Regions from separate parts of the Mus musculus genome. Here region 1 is linked to region 2. The links are chromatin loops, found by intact Hi-C in ENCODE. Cell type or tissue: left cerebral cortex. All regions are shown on one strand.

What was found. Hi-C counts contacts between places; a loop is a spot of excess contacts. Peaks named below come from ENCODE experiments on the same cell type or tissue, not always from the same donor. Only the 100,000 strongest peaks of a DNase experiment are listed, where the experiment ranks them.
Region 1: it touches region 2 in a loop (2.0-fold over the local background); 2 of 42 quality-filtered maps call a loop at or near these places.

The regions. Positions count from the first base shown.
Region 1 is chr3:52,599,871-52,602,370 of GRCm38, forward strand. No RefSeq gene overlaps it. Among named protein-coding and RNA genes, the nearest start is that of Gm40047, 21 kb to the left of the region's middle. In left cerebral cortex, no CTCF peak of the experiment used is centred here; a DNase peak (open chromatin) is centred at 1,450; H3K27ac peaks cover 806 bases.
Region 2 is chr3:52,757,625-52,760,124 of GRCm38, forward strand. The region is part of intron 1 of Gm2447 (predicted gene 2447); the gene reads left to right. Among named protein-coding and RNA genes, the nearest start is that of Gm2447, 19 kb to the left of the region's middle. In left cerebral cortex, a CTCF peak has its summit at 1,114 (motif pointing left); a DNase peak (open chromatin) is centred at 1,148.

The DNA.
Region 1 (2,500 bases), 160 kb before region 2:
TCAACCAGCAGACCCAGGGTCCCTTCTTCCTGCACCTTTCCTCTTAACCACTTGTAAAATGGCTTCCCGACAGGACAACTTCAACATCAGATGCTTCCATTTTTCCTGGAGTTAAATAAAACAGTGTCTCTGGGCAGCAACAAGTATAAATGGGTGGTCTCCAGTTATCTGAGTGACCTTAACCACGGGTCGTGAGTGCTCGGGCTGAACTAGTTTTCCTTGGGGGGTTGGGGGTGGACCGGGGAGAGGTAGATGTAACTAATAGATTCTGTGTTCCAGCCAGCATTGGAGGGGCCTCCTCCCAAAGAGGAGTCTAGTTCATACAGATTGGTAAAGGGCCCAGATATTGGAGCTTTTTTTTCAGAGCCTCCAAGTTATTCTGGTGGACAGCCAAGGACATGTCCCCAGGTAGCTGGCCAAGTCCTTAAGGAAAGCTTCTTCTGTCTCCTAAGACCTCCTCATGTAAGCACCCACATGGCATAGACACGTGCGCCTAGTGACTACCCACGCTGTTTGCATGGTGGCTTTGCTCTTGTCATGGAACTCAAGTGGGATTCTGTGGCCTGAGATAGCAGCTCTAAGGCCACACCTCAACAGAGCATCTACAAAACTCTGGATTTCACAGGTGGAAAAATGTAAATATGGAAAAGACGAGCTTTTTAAAACCAAGGAAAGGAAGAAAAAAAAAAAGCTGTGTCTACAGAATGGCTTTTCCAGGAGCCTGACCCGTCTGTGGTACTTTGTGTGCTCAGAGGTAACCTGGAGTTAGGAAACGTTCTAAAGGCCAGCAGGATCCGCCTCAGTTTGGCTGAGAAAGTGCAATCACTGGCTGCCTGAGATATTACGCAGGGATTTGAATGCTGGGTACAAGTGCAACATGGAAATTATTTCAACAGTCAGTCTGAGTGTCAAGTGTCCTGCTGGGCCTCCGGGATCGGATACTCCTGTGGGCGAATGGAGCAGCGAACAGCGGCTGGAGCTCCATGAAGCCCCATTGCAGGGAGATAACTCGGTGGCCAGTCAAATTTGCCCCAGGGTTTTGGAGCTGGCCTTTCTGCTACATGCAAAGCCAGGACGCGTTTCTTGTCAGATGATTCAGCTGTAAGAACGTGCGTGTGTGGTCAAGCTGTCCGGATGGAGTCAAGCCTGCTTGTGTTCCCTTTTGATCCCTACCTTCTCTTACTTCTGCTCCTGAACTGCTGAACCCGGGGAAGAGCTGTTTGCCGTTCCGTGGCAGAATGACATCAGCAGGGAGGCAGTTCCTGGGCCAAGGGAGCCAAGTCCTCAGACACCATCTCGGAAGTAGGACAAGTACATTTTGTTTCTCCAATTCAACCCAGAGAACTGCCTGGTCCCCGAGGCCCGTGCCAAATGTGTTTGCGCAACCTCGGCAGCGGTGCCCAAAATGCGGCGCAAGACTCGGCCAGAGGTTTCGTTTCGTTGTGGAATGAATACTCACAGATGGTAGGGCTAGCGTTGTTGGTGGCCCTGGCTATGTGAATTGCAGGCTCAAACCTCCGCAAAGGTTAGGGTCCTAGAAGGCATGGTACTCGATCTCTGGCTAGGCCTATCATAACCCATTGCCTCAGTACTTAGCCTAGCCAAGGCACACAGAGCATTGAGGTAAAGCTGGCCAGGGCACTGTGCCATCGTATTTTGGCTAGGAGCATGTTCCTGGGCGCGGGTGGGGAGTTGGGAAGGAGAAAAGCTACCAATTTGGCTGTTGCTCCCGAACATTTGCTCTGCATTCTTGAATGCTCTTGGTTAAAGTCCTTATACCCCAGGCAATGGGGCAAGAATGCACACACACTACACATGTGAATGCATGCATACACAGAGAGACCCAAAACATCTTAGTAGATAAAAACCAGCTGTTTTGTGTGTGCCTATATATGCGTATTTTTCTTAGGAGAAATCAAGGACTATGAAAATGTGTTCACATGTAAATGACCAGTATTTGAAGGCTAATGTTGGTATCTTTCAAAGTCTAACGTAATAATAAACTTGTATGTTTTGTAGGGCTTTATAGGTCACAGTACATTCCACATGTCTCATTCATCTGATGGGCCTAACCACGATGTAGCGCATGTGTTAGCTTCTTCTCCAGTTCTACATTTAAGGGAAGCAGGGAAGTACTTTGCTCAAGACTGCATATCAATCAAGTCTCAGGATCAGACTAAGAACAGAGGCCAACCCCATCCAATCTCCTTACCCTGCCGGCCCCTAATCTTTATAGTAAAATGACCAAAGGGAAACAGTCCTGAAATCTACTCATCTATTTGTAGGACTGGATGACATGGCTCAGTCCCTCCCAGAGCAGTCACGAGACCAACAGCAACACCTGCTTCATTTGGGACTAAAACAAAACAAACAAACAAACAAACAAACAAATCCAACGAGTTCCAAGTCCACCCCTGACCATTCGAGTCATCATCTGCACTTTGATAGCATCATGCATATGATGAGCCAAGTTTGGGACAATAGGAAGGATTGAGCTAGG
Region 2 (2,500 bases):
TTCTCCTAGAGGCTCCTCCCTATATTATCCAGACAGTTTGGCCTCCCTCCTCCTCTTCCACCTCCTCCTCCTCCTCCTCCCCCTCTTCCTCCTCCTCCCACTCCTTCTCCTCATTGTAGTCCTCCTCCTTCTCTCTCTGCCTCAGCCCTTTCTCTCTTTTTCTTCCCCTTCTCCATGGCGACTCCCCTGGCCTGTGAACTCTCAAGAGAGCAGCTTCTGTTTAATATATCTAATCTGGCTTGGATTGGCTCATTTTACCAGCAGAGAAATAACCCATCAAGGACATGCTGACTTAAATTATGTCCAAAGCATGGATCTTGTGATTCCTTTCCCAGATTTTATAAAAGAGGATTCACTCAGAATATTACTGAATGAAGTATGAGTTCTGTAGAGAGCTATTCATTCAGGATCTTCTAATCATGGATTCTAACAGTCATTTTATTCACTTCAATGTCATTGTCTTTTTCAGATGATATTTCATTTCAAAACCTGGGCTCACAGCCCCCTTCCACAGAACTCTGTGGTCTCTCTATCCTCCTCATTTTGTCTTGCTCCATGGAGGGAGGTTTGTTTTGTTTTGTTTTGTTTTGAACCCAACTACTTCCTCTTTGATTTGGTGGCAAATTGACTGTCTGAGTGAGTAGAATAATTACTTCCATGGCAATGGGTGAAGTTAGAGACAGGCCATTATGTGAGCATTACAGAGAGACAGGGGCTGAATTAAAAAAAAAAAAACAAATAAATAAATAAACCCCAAACCAGTAGCCTTAATAATGGCAGGATAGAGAGAGAAAATTACTGGCATTATAAATTGCTTTTTTTTTTTGGAAAAAAAACTTTATCTTCTAAAAGGCTGTGACAGTTGAAAAAAAAAATCTCTCTCCAGTTTTAATTGTGGATAATTTTGTGAAAGGAAAAACCTCTCTATGAAAAATGGTGTGATGAAATGTGTTTAGTTTGACTTTGGCAAAGCTCTATGTCACTCTGAATGACTGCTTCAAAACAGACACAAATAATATTTGCTATTACTTAAAAGTTTGTGATAATTTGCCTCCGAAGAAAAGGAAGAGATTGAGAATCAAAGGTTGGGCCCTGAGTCTAGCTCCTCCCTAAGGAAGTGTTGTGTACTGCCACCACGTGGAGAGCCAGATAAAGAGTCTAGCATGGCCTTGCCTATCTGGGACTGAGCTTCACCTCTTTGGAAGATGGACACACACCAGGAAGAGAGGCAAGAAGACTTCAGTGTTGCCAGAGCAACTGCTAGGAGACACCTTGGAGTTCAGATGTCACATCTCAACAGGGATGCAGGTCAGTGGTAGAACATGTGCCTAGCATGCACATGACTGTGTTCCCACCTCAGCACCAGCAAGAAAAATCACACGAGAACGCCACAGCTGAATCTCATTTACACCAACCTTTAGTATAATTTGAGCAAGCATTGCTTTCAAGTTCCACAACACGTTATAATTAAGCAATTAGAATGTAAGAAAGAAAGAAAGGAAATTTAATAGAACAGGCATTTCATGTGTATTTTAGCCCAACAGCAGGCAGTGGTATACTGGGGTGATTGATACACTTTAAATATTATTAAGCAGCTTCACGGGGGGCCTCAGCCAGCCAGTAGATAGCAGCTTCTGCACTGGTGTTTAAGACACATGGGCCCTCAACTTCTTTTTCTGGCTTTTCCAATGGCCAATGGAGAAACAAGACACACTGGCTCGGCAAGAACAAGAGACAGCACTGAAATCAGCATCTAAGAGTTCAGTATACTCTGGGACCATCAAATGTAGATGACTAACATATCTCTTCTGCCAGAAAGTTCTCAAGCCTTTGGGAAACCAAGGAAACCTGCAGCTTCCCTGTATGTAGGCTTCACTGTGCAGGAGGCAGCAGCACACACTCGGGGAAGGGCCCAGACCATAAAGGAGCTTGGGTTCCAAGGTCACTTTGCCTTCTACTAGCCATGACAGTTTGATCATTCACTGTGTTCCATTTTTCTCGTTTGAAATAAATTCTCATGGCAATCATATTACCTCCTTCAGGGAGCTTGTTTGAGGCTAAATGAGGCAGCTCCTAGGAGCAGAGCGGCATAGGAGGCAGTAAGTACCAGGCACAAATGTTTTGAAAGCTTAATGCTTAAGTTCACCAAGGGCTGAATCGCGATTGTTATTGATACCACTCATTTGCTCATTCTTTCATCGGACACACATTTGTTTAGCAGATAGTATGAGCCTAGCCGTGAGCAGCCAGCACGTACCTAAACCTGTCCAGCACAGCCCTTCCCATGCAGGAATGTAGACGTGCCGACAAAAAAGTTACAGCAACACGGGAAGCGCATAGGTGAACATTTCCATGATTATACATGTTTCATGCCTGGAGACGCTGGCATGTGATGGACAGCAGACATGGAAGGCGAAGAGGGTCCTCATGAGCCGCACTCAGGAGAGGAAGGAAGGCGTGTAAGTTAGGGGGAGGGGCTATGGAGGCCAAGGAGTCACGG